2 separate regions of the Homo sapiens genome follow, and region 1 is linked to region 2. A link is an interaction called in ENCODE POLR2A ChIA-PET data of the cell type or tissue named here. Cell type or tissue: OCI-LY7. All regions are shown on one strand. Links, peaks and the distances in the headings refer to the core of each region. The heading gives the core; the rest is flanking DNA.

What was found. Peaks named below come from ENCODE experiments on the same cell type or tissue, not always from the same donor. Only the 100,000 strongest peaks of a DNase experiment are listed, where the experiment ranks them.
Region 1: POLR2A ChIA-PET joins it to region 2 with 6 read pairs; 2 of 35 experiments call an interaction of 5 or more read pairs at or near these places.

Annotation. Positions count from the first base shown.
Region 1 is chr10:80,395,083-80,401,184 of GRCh38, reverse strand. No RefSeq gene overlaps it. Among named protein-coding and RNA genes, the nearest start is that of PRXL2A, 10 kb to the left of the region's middle. In OCI-LY7, for the core only: no CTCF peak of the experiment used is centred there; no DNase peak of the experiment used is centred there.
Region 2 is chr10:80,193,070-80,201,125 of GRCh38, reverse strand. The region is part of intron 1 of ANXA11 (annexin A11); the gene reads left to right. Among named protein-coding and RNA genes, the nearest start is that of ANXA11, 8.4 kb to the left of the region's middle. RefSeq lists enhancers at 4,166-5,365, 5,414-6,089, 6,090-6,766. In OCI-LY7, for the core only: no CTCF peak of the experiment used is centred there; DNase peaks (open chromatin) are centred at 4,345 and 4,765; H3K27ac peaks cover 1,370 bases.

The DNA.
Region 1 (6,102 bases), core at 129-4,128, 200 kb before region 2:
TGGGCGGGCCAGGTGTTCCTTGCCCTCATTCCCGTAAACCCACAACCTTCCAGCTTGGGCGTTAGGGCCATTATGAACATGTCACAGTGCTGCAGAGATTTTGTTTATGGCCAGTTTTGGGGCCAGTTTATGGCCAGATTTTGGGGGGCTTGCTCCCAACACTAATGAATTGTTGGTCTCAACCAGTAACTGTAATTAATTTCTATCCTCTTTTGCCAGTGATTGGTCCAAGGATGAGCATATGACCCAGTTCTGGCCAATGAGATACAAGTAGTCTATTGAGGCTTTTTTATTCTCAGAAAAAAACAGAGTCTCATAAGCATAGAGTTCTTGCTTCCTGCCTTTGGATCTGGTTGCAGTGCTCAGTTCTGTGCAGTCGTGTCATGACCATGAGGCACAAAGCAGAACATACTATCAACAAGCTGAGGTTGGTGAAGCAGGAGGCAGAGTCAGTTTTATGGCTAACACCGTTGCAGGATTGGTCTGATGCCGTCCAGTCTCCCTCTAAGCATCTTGTTAGGTGAATAGTAAAAGTTTGTATTGCTTAAATCAGTGTTAGTCAGTTTTCCTTATCACATCTCAAAATACCATAAAGTCATTGCAATTCAAATCACTATGGTATTGGTACAGTCAGATAGTAACCGTGTGATTTTGGGTGGAGACCAAGCAGTATTAACTTGACCCCTAGAGAGGCCAGAGACTGAGGTGGGCCACATGGCAGCCAACCAGGTTACGTGACTGAGCCTCAGTAAAGACTCTGGACACCAAGGCTGGGGTGAGCTTCTCTGGGTGCCACTGCTGTGTGTATTGCCACACACTGATGCCGGGAAAGCAACACTGTCCAGGACTCTCCAGAGAGAACACTGGAAGTTCCATGTTTGGAACTTTGCTAGAATCTGCCCTGTGTGTCTCTTCCCTTGGATGATTTCACTCTGTATCCTTTTCCTGTAATAAACTATAACCGTGAACATAACAGCTGTCAGTGAGTTCCGAGTTCCTCTGGTGCATTATCAAACCCACGGATCTTAAGGACCCCCAAACTCACATTTGGTGTCAGAAGTGAGGGTAGCATGGACTGTGCTACTTCTAACTCATTGATGTCTTTGATCAGTTTGGGCGCTTCTGGGTTATGCCAGCATAGTAAAACTAGTTAATAACTTTTCTATAGATTCAGTTTATTAGATTGTATTTTTCTGAAACATGGTCTATTTCCATTACGTTTAAAATGTACTTATTTAAAGTTGTTCCCTAATGATTTTCTAAAAACTGCTTCCACTGCCATTTGTCACAATACATGTGGACCTGGAGGACATTATGTTAAGTGATGTAAACCAGACTCAGGAAAATATTGCATTATCTCCCTTTCATGTGGAATCTAAGAAAAAAGAAGCCAAATATACAGAGTTAGAAAATAAAACAGCAAATACTAGGGGTGGTGGGGGGAACCAGGAGAGGAAATGGGGAGATGTAGGTCAGAGGATATACAAAGTTTGGATATGTGGGATGAGCAAGGCTCCAGGTCTAATGCACAGCATGAGGATTATAGGAAATAAAATTGTACTATATTTGGGATTCCTGATAAATAAGTGGATTTTAGCCATTCTTTTTTTTTTTTTTTTTTTTTTTTTGAGACGGAGTCTCCCTTTGTCGCCCCAGGCTGGAGTGCAGTGGCGCAACCTCGGCTCACTGCAAGCTCCGCCTCCCGGGTTCAGGCCATTCTCCTGCCTCAGCCTGCCGAGTAGCTGGGACTACAGGTGCATGCCACTATGCCTGGTTAATTTTTTTTTTTTTTTTTTGAGACAGAGTCTCGCTCAGTCACCCAAGCTGGAGTGCAGTGACTCGGTCTCCGCTCACTGCAAGCTCTGCCTCCTGGGTTCACGCCATTCTCCTGCCTCAGCCTCCCGAGTAGCTGGGACTACAGGCGCCCGCCACCACGCCAGGCTAATTTTTTTGTATTTTTTTAGTAGAGACTGGGTTTCACCGTGTTAGCCAGGATGGTCTCAATCTCCTGACCTCGTGATCCGCCCGCCTCGGTCTCCCAAAGTGCTGGGATTACAGGCATAAGCCACTGTACCAGCCCTCATTTTCACTGTTCTTGCCACAAAAGCAAACAAATAAAAATAGGTGCTCATGAGATGATGAATATATTAATTTGCTTGACTATAGTAACCATTTCACTATATGTATCCCATAACATTGTGTGTATACCTTAAATACACATGCTAACATTCATTTTAAAAATTAAAAAAATCTACCTGTAATTATCTCCCATTTCTTATCCTGAGATCAATTTCCTTCTCACTTTTTTGGCTTGAATTTAAAACTTTTTTGTCAGCTTTAGTAAAGTATAATTTTTAAATTTAGGTATAGTAGAGGTAAAATTTGCCAATTTTAAGTGTATGATTTGAAGACTGGTGACAGATGTACACAGTCATGTACCATCACCACCATCATCATCACATAGAACGTTTCTATTACCCTCGATAGTTCTCTCATACCCCTTGGTAGTCAATCCCTTCCCTCAGCCTCCTGGCTCCAGGAAACTGCTGATCTGTTTCCTATATTTCCTAGTCTTGCTTTTTGTAGAATTTCATACAAATGGCATCATGCAGTATGTAGTATTTTGTATTTGCCTTTTTTAAATTTTTTTTTTTTTTGAGACAGAGTCCCACTCTGTTGTCCAGGCTGGAGTGCAGTGGTGTGATCTCAGCTCACTGCAACCTCTGCCTCCTGGGTTCAAGCAATTCTCTTGCCTCAGCTTCCTGAGTAGCTGGGGTTACAGGCGCACACCACCATGCCCGGCTAATTTTTTTTTGTATTTTTAGTAGAGATGGGGTTTTGCCATGTTGGCCAGGCTGGCCTCAAACTCCTGACCTCAAGTGATCTCTCCATCTCAGCCTCCCAAAGTGCTAGGATTACAGGTGTGAGCCACTGCACCTGGCGTATTTGGCTTTTCTTACTTAGAATAATGCTTTTGAGATTCCTTCATGTTGTCACGTGCATTAGAACTCCATTCCTTTTTAATTGCTCCTAGATATTCCATTGTATAGATGTGCTTCAATTTGTTTATCCATTCACCTGTTAATGGATATATTTGATATAATCAGGTTGTTTCCAGGTTTTAACAATTATGAATAAAGCAGCTGGGAACATTTGAGTATTACCTTTGTTTGGACATACATTGTCATTTCCCTTGGATCAATATTTATGAGTGGTCACTGGTAAGTGTATGCTTAACTTTGTAAAATATAGTTGAACTCTTTTCCAAAGTGACTGTATTATTTTCATTCCCACCAGCAACACATGCAAGTTACTACTTGCAGATGGTTTTTTGGGGGAAAAAAACAGAAAAAAGTAGTTTCAGGCTGGGCGCAGTGGCTCACACCTGTAATCTTAGCACTTTGGGAGGTCGAGGCAGGTGGATCACCAGGGGTTTGAGACCAGCCTGGCCAGCATGACGAAACCTGGTCTCTACTGGCTGGGTGTGGTGGTGCACACCTGTAATCCCAGCTACTTGGGAGGCTGAGGCAGGAGAATCGCTTGAACCCAGGAGATGGAGGTTGCAGTGAGCTGAGATCGCGCCACTGCACTCCAGCTTGGGCAACAGAGCAAGACTTCATCTCAAAAAACAAACAACAGAAAAAAAAGAGTTCCAGTATATCCTTGCCGATAATAAGTGTTGTCAATTGTCCCTGGTGTTTCCTCCACCGACAGCATCCTAGCTACTAGACCCTTGAAGCCACTTTCAATGTTTTAGTACATATTGTCCAGTTTCTATAAAAATGCTGCAGCGATCCAGGGACAGTTAGGGCTCAGACTCTACATCATGTTGGGTACCTCTGATCCCATCTCTTCTCTTAGCCTTAGAAATCTCAACATCTCCATGAACCCAGCTTCTCCAGCCTCTCCTGGTTTCCAAGCATTGCATCATTTCTGCTTCCCTGTGGGGATGCTCCACTGTGACCCCCTTCAGCTATATGGGAATAGGAAACTTTTACTCCTCACTCGCTATTCCCAAGGGCTTCACTCTCAGCTCCTCAGATTCCCTGTTCAGGGAATCTGAACAGGAAGGAACAGCTGACATCAAATGTGCCTCTATCCCAGTTCTGGCCTTTCTCCTGACTGTTTCTGTGTCTGACTATGTGCTTGACATTGTATGTGCATAGAACAAGCTCTAGAAGGAAACTGCAAATCGGTAACAGTGGGTACGTTCTGGAGAGGGGGAGGTTCACTTTTCAATTTACAGACTTGTGTGTTGGCATTTTTTAAGAAAAATAATTTAAAAATAGCTACAATTTTTCTTTTTTTTTTTTTTTTTTTTTTTTTTTTTGCGACGGAGTCTTGCTCTATTGCCCAGGCTGGAGTGCAGTGGCGCGATCTCGGCTCACTGCAAGCTCTGCCTCCTGGGTTCACGCCATTCTCCCATCTCAGTCTCCCGAGTAGCTGGGACTACAGGCGCCCGCCACCACGCCCGGCTAATTTTTTGTATTTTTTAGTAGAGACAGGGTTTCACTGTATTAGCCAGGATGGTCTCGATCTCCTGACTTCATGATCTGCCCGCCTCAGCCTCCCAAAGTGCTGGGATTACAGGCGTGAGCCACCGCACCCGGCCAAAAATAGCTACAATATTAATAAATAAAAGTTCTCATCTTGTGTGCCCCTGCTCTGTATAGTGCTACCTAGATGGGCCTATCTCTCATTTAATTATTAATTACTATTAAAAACCATCTGCACTTTCAGTGAGGCTGGAAAGACACTCAGAGCTCCCAGAAAAACAGAAGCCTGTCTGGTGAGACAGGCTGCTCCATTCACTAGAGGGTCTCCCAAGAGACTCTCAGTTTTCGTCTAAAAGTATTTAGAGGAAAACAGCATTGTAGAGAGAGTCTAGGTTTGTCTAACACACTTCAAATTTTTGTCTCTTTTCCTGGTGTCTCATTCAGGATAGCATGTGTCCCAGATAGAAGAGTTGGTTGGGACAATAAAAAGCATTGTTTCCCAAACCATCAATAACTTGTTTTGGATAACACCCTGCTGCCACCAGCCAGTTCTTCTGAGAGAAGACAAAAGGCTCTGACCTGCCTCCAGGCACCTTACCTGCTGTTCTCTTGCTGATGTCATAAATGATCAACAGCATCCCCTCATAGCCACATTGTCAGGACACCTAGAGAGCTGTGTGGAGCCAGAAGATACTGTTTCTGCATCCCAGGCATGTTGGTGAGCCTCAGGTGGCTGGAGTGGCCAGGGCTTCTGCAGGAAGGACCTGAGAAGTGGACATTCTCCACACTCACCTCAGCCTCAGCAGAGGGGACATCAGCTCCAAGCTTTTGCCTGGCAGGGTCTCCTGTCTTGTGATTTAGAGTTCCTGTCCCCCTGATAGTTGCCATGAAAGTGGCCCTCGTGTAGCCTGCAAAGTGACGCCTATTCTCCACCCTTGGACCTGTGGCTTCTCTTTGATTAGACACTGTGCATACTCAGGGTGGCTGGCAATGGGGATGGATCCACCCAGGGCTCCTAGTGGGGATTCTTAGGGGATACTGTGGCCCTTTTCTAGAGCACTCACATTTCATTAAGAGGCCTTCACAGGTCTCAATCTCACATACCCTCTGCTATTCAGCCACATTGCCCTTCTTACATGTTTCCAAACACCTGGATGCCTTTGCACACATGCTGTTCCTCCAGCCTAGACTGCCCTTGCTTGTGCTTTTGCGCGGTGGCTCATGCCTGTAATCCCTGCACTTTGGGAGGCTGAGGCCGGCAGATTGCCTGAGGTCAGGAGATCAAGACAAGCCTGACCAACATGGTGAAACTCTGTCTCTACTAAAAATACAAAAATTAGGCGGGCATGGTGGCAGGCGCCTGTAGTCCCAGCTACTCGGGAGGCTGAGGCAGGAGAATCACTTGAACCCTGGAGGTGGAGGTTGCAGTGAGCCAAGATGGCGCCACTGCACTCCAGCCTGGGGAACGGAGCGAGACTCGTCTCAAAAACAAAACAAAACAAACAAAACAAAACAAAAAAACTCCTCCTCATCCATCAGTGCCATGTCAAATATTATCTTTGTAAAGCCTTTCTTCACTTTCTGCCTGAGTTAGTTCACTTCTGGG
Region 2 (8,056 bases), core at 2,041-6,040:
GGAGTAGCAGGACGTGAGGATCTGATGATAGACAGGCTCTGAAATGTTGGCTTTGAAGGCGAAGAGGACGTCGTTGAGGGAGTGTTTGATTCTGTTGCCTCGATTTACCCTCCTGCTCCCTTTCCAATCCCAGAAGGGAACATGTGGATGGCCTGCCACTGACATCCCTCCCCACGGCGCTCCGTGCTCAGGCAGACCTAGGTACCTGCAAGGGTTTGCTTCTTTCACAAAGTGGATTCATTCTCATGAATGAATGAATGAGTGAATGAAGCATGTTGCCCAGGTTGGTCTCAAAGCCCTGGCCTCAAGCAATCCCCCCGCCCCGCCTCAGCCTCCCAAAGTGCTGGGATTACAGGAGTGAACCACTGCACCTGGCTGGTATTAAATTTTCTTTGTGGCCAACTGCATGATAAATATTAACATGTTTCATGGGCGTGAAAGGAGAAAATAGGTCCTCTGCGGGACGCTGACTTTAGATAGATCTCTTAACTTCAGTTACCCTTATATCCCTGCTTGCCTGGCTGTCAGATTCTGAGAGGTATAACAAAAACTCTCACTGTAGTTTTTTAAAGTCCAGCTCTACTTATATTTGTGGGAGTTCTAGCCTTTTGAGTTTGGCTTTCGTGTTTCATGTATATAGGCTTATCAAGCTGATCTTCCTACCTGTCATTTGCTGGTTATTTAATGCCTTTGGTCTTTGGTCTTAAATTCCATATTGTCTGTGTTTTAGGAGAATACATGGCCAAGGATCTGGGAGAATCTCTTTTCTTTACAGTCTTAAAATTAATAAATAAGTGCATTTTATAAGATAATAAGTGAAAGGCTCAGAAATTTAAATGCAGGCATCAGAGGACATTCAAGCCATGCCCCTTTAGCTTCTGTTCAGGCTCACATGGAGCGGTTAGTAATCAGGTCTCACTGATGACCATGAGCTCCCTGTCCTTGGCTGTCCTAATGGTTCCCATGATAGCCAGATTTTTAGGAGGGGTGGATAAAATGAGATTTGCGTGCAAACTCCTGGGACGTTGCCTGGGAACCTCTTCTCTCACTTTGCAATTCCTGCCCCTTCCTGTAGGTCCAAGAAGCGGACTGCTCTGCCTCTCATTTACGCATTTCCTTCCTCATTCCAGACAGCAAGATGAGTTTTTGACAGAGTAGCCAGTACAAACACTTCTCAGGGCCAGAAGTCAGAAAGACGCGGGCCCCAAGTCATAAGCTCATCTCTGTGCTTGTGTTTTAAGCCACATAAACTGTCTCAGCGGGCTGGACTAGGCTATGCCTTGTTGTACCCTGAGATCCTAGTGAGTAGTTCTCCAAGTACTGTGTTTACAGATAAAGGCAAATGCCAGAGAGAAATGGCTGGAAAAACCCCTTGGCTTGCTAAGGCAGGATTATCGAAAAGTCTTCAACATATATGTTTTTAAATTTTACATATTTTTTCATTTTTATTTATTTTGAGACCAGACTAATTTTTGTATTTTTGGTAGAGATGGGGTTTTGCCATGTTGCCCAGGCTGGTCTCAAACTCCTGGGCTCAAGTAATCTGCCCACCTCAGCTTCCCAAAGTGCTGGGATTACGGACATGAGCCACTGCACCCAGCCAACCACTGTGCCCAGCCTATTTTTACTATTAATATTTCCACCTCTGTTTTTCTTTGCATTTATTTGGTATGTCTTTGCCCAACCCTTAGTTTTAAATATTTCTTTCTCACTTAAAAAAGTTTATCTTGGCTGGGCGCGGTAGCTCACGCCTGTAATCCCAGCACTTTAGGAGGCCGAGGCGGGCAGATCACGAGGTCAGGAGATAGAGACCATCCTGGCTAACACGGTGAAATCCCGCCTCTACTAAAAATATAAAAAATTATCCAGGCGTGGTAGCGGGCGCCTATAGTCCCAGCTACTCGGGAGGCTGAGGCAGGAGAATGGCATGAACCCGGGAGGCGGAGCTTGCAGTGGAGCCGAGATCGTGCCACTGCACTCCAGCCTGGACGACAGATCAAGACTTGGTCTCAAAAAAAAAAAAAAAAAAAGTTTATCTTGAAGATGGAATCTTCGTAAATAAAATTTGTTTCTCTTATAATCAGAACGTGGTTGAGGGTGGATGGAGGTTGACAGAAGGCAATGATAACAGCAACAAACCTAATTGCATGGTTTCTGTCTTTGGTAGAGGAATTCTGACTGTTGACATACCAGATATACTTGATTTTATTCTTTGCATCTTGCTTATTACTTATTATACTTGCATGCATTCCTTTCCTGATTTTTGCTGTTGGGTTAAGTTTCTCATCGTCATCTTCCCCACGCCACCTGTATTACGTTTCAGGTTTGGTTGTGAATGAAGAGAGGAGCCCCGTCTCTCTCTCTCTCTCTCTCTCACTCACTCTCTCACTCTTTCTTGAAAAATCAGGGTCGAGGTTAAGTGTGTGTTCCATGAGATTGTCTTGGCACCAGGCTCCTTATGGACTGTTGTCCCTAGCATTCTCAAGGGCTGTGGTTTTCAAACTTGAGCATGTATAAGAACAATCTGGAAGGCTTGTTAAAGCATAGATTCTTGGACTGCACCCTGAATCATTCTAATTTAGGAGGTCTGTGATGGGACCTGAGCACGTTAATTGCTTACAGGCTCCCATATTGTATAATGCCGCCGGGCCACATGTTGGGTAGCACCGTCTAGGTGCCTCCCTTAACTGCATGGCCCAAGACAGCTCACTTTCACATCCCCATGGCAGGCCCTCCTAGCTGCTAGGGGTCTGGAAAGCAGTCCTTAGTGGGGGCTGCTGTGTGCCAGGCTATGGTGTGTTCTGTTACTAAAGCAAGAGAGAACAGATGGTTGAGGAGGACAATCAGAAGTTTCTGGAACACCACCCACTGCTCTCCTGAATTTGAAACTACTACTATGCTTATCAGTCTTGCTGTTGGCTAAGCCTGTGTTCCTCAGGTTAGGAAGTGGGAATGGTTTCTCATGACAGTGGCAAGCCCGCAGGCAGTGCAAGCAAGGCAGCTTCTGTTCCTGTGGGCTGGTGCACAAGCTGGCAAGCTGCTGTGGCTTTGCTGATGCCCCGAGAGTCATCTGCTGCTCCCAGCCGTCAGGTCTGGCATCCGCATACTCCATTGCTGCAGCCACCACCAGATCTTCCAGACCCCATGGGATCGAGGGGCCCCCTCCAAGACCCAGTGGGATAGGGGTTATTTTTTTTTTTTTGAGACGGAGTCTCACTCTGTCGCCCAGGCTGGAGTGCAGTGGCATGATCTCGGCTCACTGCAAGCTCTGCCTCCTGGGTTCACGCCATTCTCCTGCCTCAGACTCACAAGTAGCTGGGACTACAGGCGCCCGCCACTGCGCTTTGCTAATTTTTTTTGTATTTTTAGTAGAGACGGGGTTTCACCATGTTAGCCAGGATGGTCTCGATCTCCTGACCTCGTGATCCTCCCGCCTCGGCCTCCCAAAATGCTGGGATTACAGGTGTGAGCCACCGCGCCCGGCCAGGGGTTATTTTTTTGTGCTACCTCCTCCCAACTTCCCTTCTTCAACCCCAAATATGACACCTAGGTGACTGTTTCTAGGAGAGTTTGAGGGCAGAGGCTATTTGAACCCTGAACTGAGGTGGGGGTGATGTTCGGTCTCCGTGGCTGGTAATATCCTTGAGAGATCAGAGCAGTGGTTGCCAACCCCCATTCTCTGTTGTCATCACACATAGGGAGGGGATCTGGAGAGAAACAGGGTCATAAGGCTCCTATGGAGTGGCTGGTACTTTTCTGAGTGGCTTGATTATATGGGACATTATTTGGGAGGCAGTAGTAACTTTCTTCTCTTTCCGGGGTTTAACCTTTGTATTTCTCAAGTCCATTCTCCAGCCTGAGAAGGTGTGATGGAGCCCAGAAATACGTTGAGTGGTTGGGGACCAGCCTGGTTCATAATGCACTGGCCTGGAAATCCAGAGATGTGGTTCTAGTCATTGTCCTGCCCCCAGCCAGCTCTGAGACCTCAGGCAGAGTCTTTCTGCTCTCTGGGTCTCAGCTCCCACCTCAAATAAAATAAACAGGTTGAATGAAATGATTTCATGAAGGCCCTTTCCAGCTCCAGTATTTTAGGATTCTTATGTAATCCAAATGCTAGTGCACTGGGAATTGACTTTATCTTGAAGAAGTGTCTTTCAGAACCTGCTTGCTCAAGTTCAGCCCCTTGGTGAGGCTCCGGACGCTGCCACTCTCCCAGCCTGCCTTGTCTGGAGTTTCTCCAGGCTGAGCTGCCCCAGGTGCCAGCCCTCAGAGGGGAGGTCTGAGGTGCAGCCTGGCTAATGATTAACATACGCTACAGCTATTTTAGTTCCTGGCATGTGGGTGGGGAGTTGAATGCTTAACAGCACCTGTGTAGGCTTTTTGTTTAGTGCCTGGGAAAATATGGTCAGGGTTGGTGGAGTGCTGCCCTGAGGCTGGCTGGCTGGCTTCGGTGACTTAATGGCACCTGTGACCAGCAAGGGCAGGACATTGGGGCTCTGGAGTGCACGCCCAGGGCCCCCACCCCCTTCTCAGTAGAGCTGGAGATGTTCATACTCCCACTCACATCACTTAAGGTCCTGCCTTGAGGTGGGGGAGAGAGGGGAATGTCCTAGATGTGTCCTCCCTGCCCCCAGAATTCCTGGGGCCTACGTAATAGAGGCTACCGAAACAGGTGCCACCCAGAGAGTGAAAGAAATGAGTCAGAGTCCACCGGGGTTCCTGCCAGTATTCAGTATGTGTCAAGGGCCTCACAGTGCCAGCCCTGTGGCAGGTGGTGGTGGGGGACAGGAAGAGAGGCCTGTCCTACAGCCTGTAGCACTGATGCTCTCATGGGGAGGCCTAGAAAAAAAGTGTCTGGCTCTGGCACTTGGGTGTGTGACCTTTGCATGTCAAGAGTCAGCTCAGCCTTCGTTCCCTTGCTTATAAAATGAGGATGATAATACCTATCCAATAGGAGCATTGTGGAGGTTAATGAGGTAATATATAGGGATGTAATATATGTATCTATCCTAGGAGTTAGAAAAAGGAGAGCTTATTAGAACATTAGAGAACATGGAAAACATTTTAGGACAAGTGCTGTGAGAGTTCCAAGAAGAGTGAGCATTGTGGATAGGAGATCAGGGTGGGCTTCCTGAAAGAGATATGGTATGGTTTGGCTGTGTCCCCACCCAAATCTCGAATTCCCTCGTGTTGTAGAAGAGACTTGGTGGGAGGTAACTGAATGGGGCAGGTCTTTCCTGTGCTATTCTCGTGATAGTGAATAAGTCTCACAAGATCTGATGCTTTTATAAAGGGAAATTTCCCTGCACAAACTCTCTTCTCTTGTCTGCTGCCATGTGAGACGTGCCTTTCACCTTCAGCCATGATTGTGAGGCCTCCCCAGCCACGTGGAACTGTGAGTCCATTAAACCTCTTTCTTTTGTAAATTGCCCAGTCTTGGTTATGTCTTTATCAGCAGTGTGAAAATGGACTAATACAAGGTGGAACTTCATCTGGACTCAGGGAAGGCCAGGAGACAGGAGGTCAGACCAGCTAGAGGGACCACCTAAGCAGAGGTGTCCTGAAAAGGGAAAGTGCTGAGCTGGGCTGGGCTAAGGACATGCATTTTTTGTGCTTCTCTCCATCATGCATGTCCCTGAGGTACCTTCTGTTTTCATGCTGTTCCTCAGTGGCCCAGTGTGAGTGACTCTTGGCTCCAGACTGCTTGACACAGCTTAGGATGCCAGCTGCAGAAGGGTCAGCCCATTCCCAAGTGAAGGTGTTTTCTCCTCCAGAGTGAGCTGCAGGTCCTTGAACTTCCAGTTGCATGCGGCTGACTGGGGACATTGTCACCATCTGAAGAGCAGACCTTGATAAGGGATATTTGGAAAGGTTTCCTGAGGCTTCTAGGTAGAGCAGGGGTGCTCAGCCATTTGGAGCTGGAATATACACTCTGTTAAGTCTCCCAGGCTTGAAGGGGCTGGGCTTCCAGAGTGGTTTGAACAGGCCCCGAGGACTGGCTGATGGGCATCAGGGCCTTTCCGGGAGAGGCTGGGGGACACACTGCTGCCATCACACTCTTCAGTCTTCTTCGCCTCTCTTCCTCAGCCTGTGGTGAGAGACGGGTCTGTGCCGGCCATTCATAAGGAGATGAGATGGCTCATAACACACCAACTGGAAGGGCCCTGGTAAACCTCTACTCCTGTGATCACAAATGCAGATTCCTGCAAGGACAGCCCGGCAGCTGAAGGAGGGAGGGAGGTGCGCAGCTGTTGCCAGCCCTAGCCGAGTGTCACCATGCAGAAATATGGGGCCCTTGTTGCCAGAGCTCCTGTTTTAATATTTTTGAAGGATTTAAGCCAGAGTCTCCCTTTTGCAGCCCTTTCCTCCCTCCAATGAAATAATGCTATTGAGCTCCAAAACCTTCAGGAGCCCCAGGTTCTGGGAGGCAGCATGCAAACCACTGAGGCCCTGCAGGCGCACTCATTGAAAATAGGTGAGGTAGACGAGGCTGGGAGGGCTTAGATTTGCCAAGGCCCCTCAGAGAGAAGCCAGTTTCTCAGACGCCCCTATGCTCCACTGCCAGGGAACACATTTTCTGAATTCTTTGTCTTCCCCCCCCGACTCTTCCTAGGAGTGGCTCTTAAATATTGTAGTGTGTGTTTCCCTGGAAGTGCGCTATTGTGTTTATCTCGCTAGCTAGAGGGAAAGCATGATGCAGGCCAGGACTTTATTTTTTTCTTCCCTATCCTAGGGGGTGTAGCCCAGCCCCTGGTGCCTCCATAAACCCAGGTGGGATTGCTGTGAAGCTAATGAAGTGGAAGCTTCAGGTCCCCGGACTTGTAGCACCCTAGTGAGGGGCCGTGGGAGGGGCACTAGCAGTGAGTTCACAGAGTCATATGGTTTATAACATTTGCAAAAAACTAAGATTTTTTGTATTCTTTGTCCTGAAGAGGGTTCCTAAAATTGTATAAGCTTCAGGCCCCACAAAACCTGGACCTACTGCAGATGTTGGTACCAGTCTCACAGACTGGCTGCTAGTGTTTTATTTTAACTTTCCCCTAAAAAATATATGCCTGTTTTTTCAGAAAGCAGTTGAAGAATATAGTTCACCAGGCTGGTCAACATGGCGAAACCCTGTCTCTACTAAAAATACAGAAATTAGCTGGGCGTGGTGGCGCATGCCTATAATCCCAGCTACTTGGGAGGCTGAGGCTGCAGTGAGTCGAGATTGCACCACTGCATTCCAGCCTGGGTGACAGAGCAAGAGACTTCTTCAAAAAAATAAAAAAGAAGAAGAATGTAGTAATATTCTGTCTTTTTTTTTTTTTTTTTGAGACAGAGTCTCCCTCTGTTGCCCAAGCTGGAGTGCAGTGGCACGATCTTGGCTCACTGCAGCCCCAGCCTCCCGAGTAGGTGGGAGTATAGGCATGCGCCACCACGCCAGACTACTTTCTGTATTTTTAGTAGAGACGGGGTTTTGACATGTTTGCCAGGCTGGTCTCGAACTCCTGGCCTCAAGTGATCTGCCTGCCTCAGCCTCCCAAAGTGCTGGGATTACAGATGTGAGCCATTGCGCCTGGCAGAAGTAATGTTCTCTTTCTAAAGTTAGATGATAAAGGATGCTTATTTTATTGTGCTTTATAATTCATATATATGTTGTATTTATTGCTATATTGTAAAAATATTTTATAATAATACACGAAAAAAGCCAAATATGTTGATCCAAAAGGCTTATAATGAAGCCAGCAGTCCCCTGACACATCCTTCCTCTTTCCCTTTCTCCAGAGTTAATCATTTTTAACTATTTTTAATTAATAGGCTTATATGACTGTTTCTTAATTTATCAGTTTTGAAATATGTTGACTTCCTGCTTGGTAGATTAGGAACCAATACATACATCAATATTTAATGTATGCATTATTGTGACCATAAATTGTATTGTTCGATGCTGTGCAAGTAATGTGCCGTGGTCACACATTAGGAGTACAATCCTTCCTGTCCCAATATTCCTCAGGTGGATGCTTTCCCTCCTTGGGGGCCTGATTTTCTGTGTATCTATTGTTCCAAACTGGTC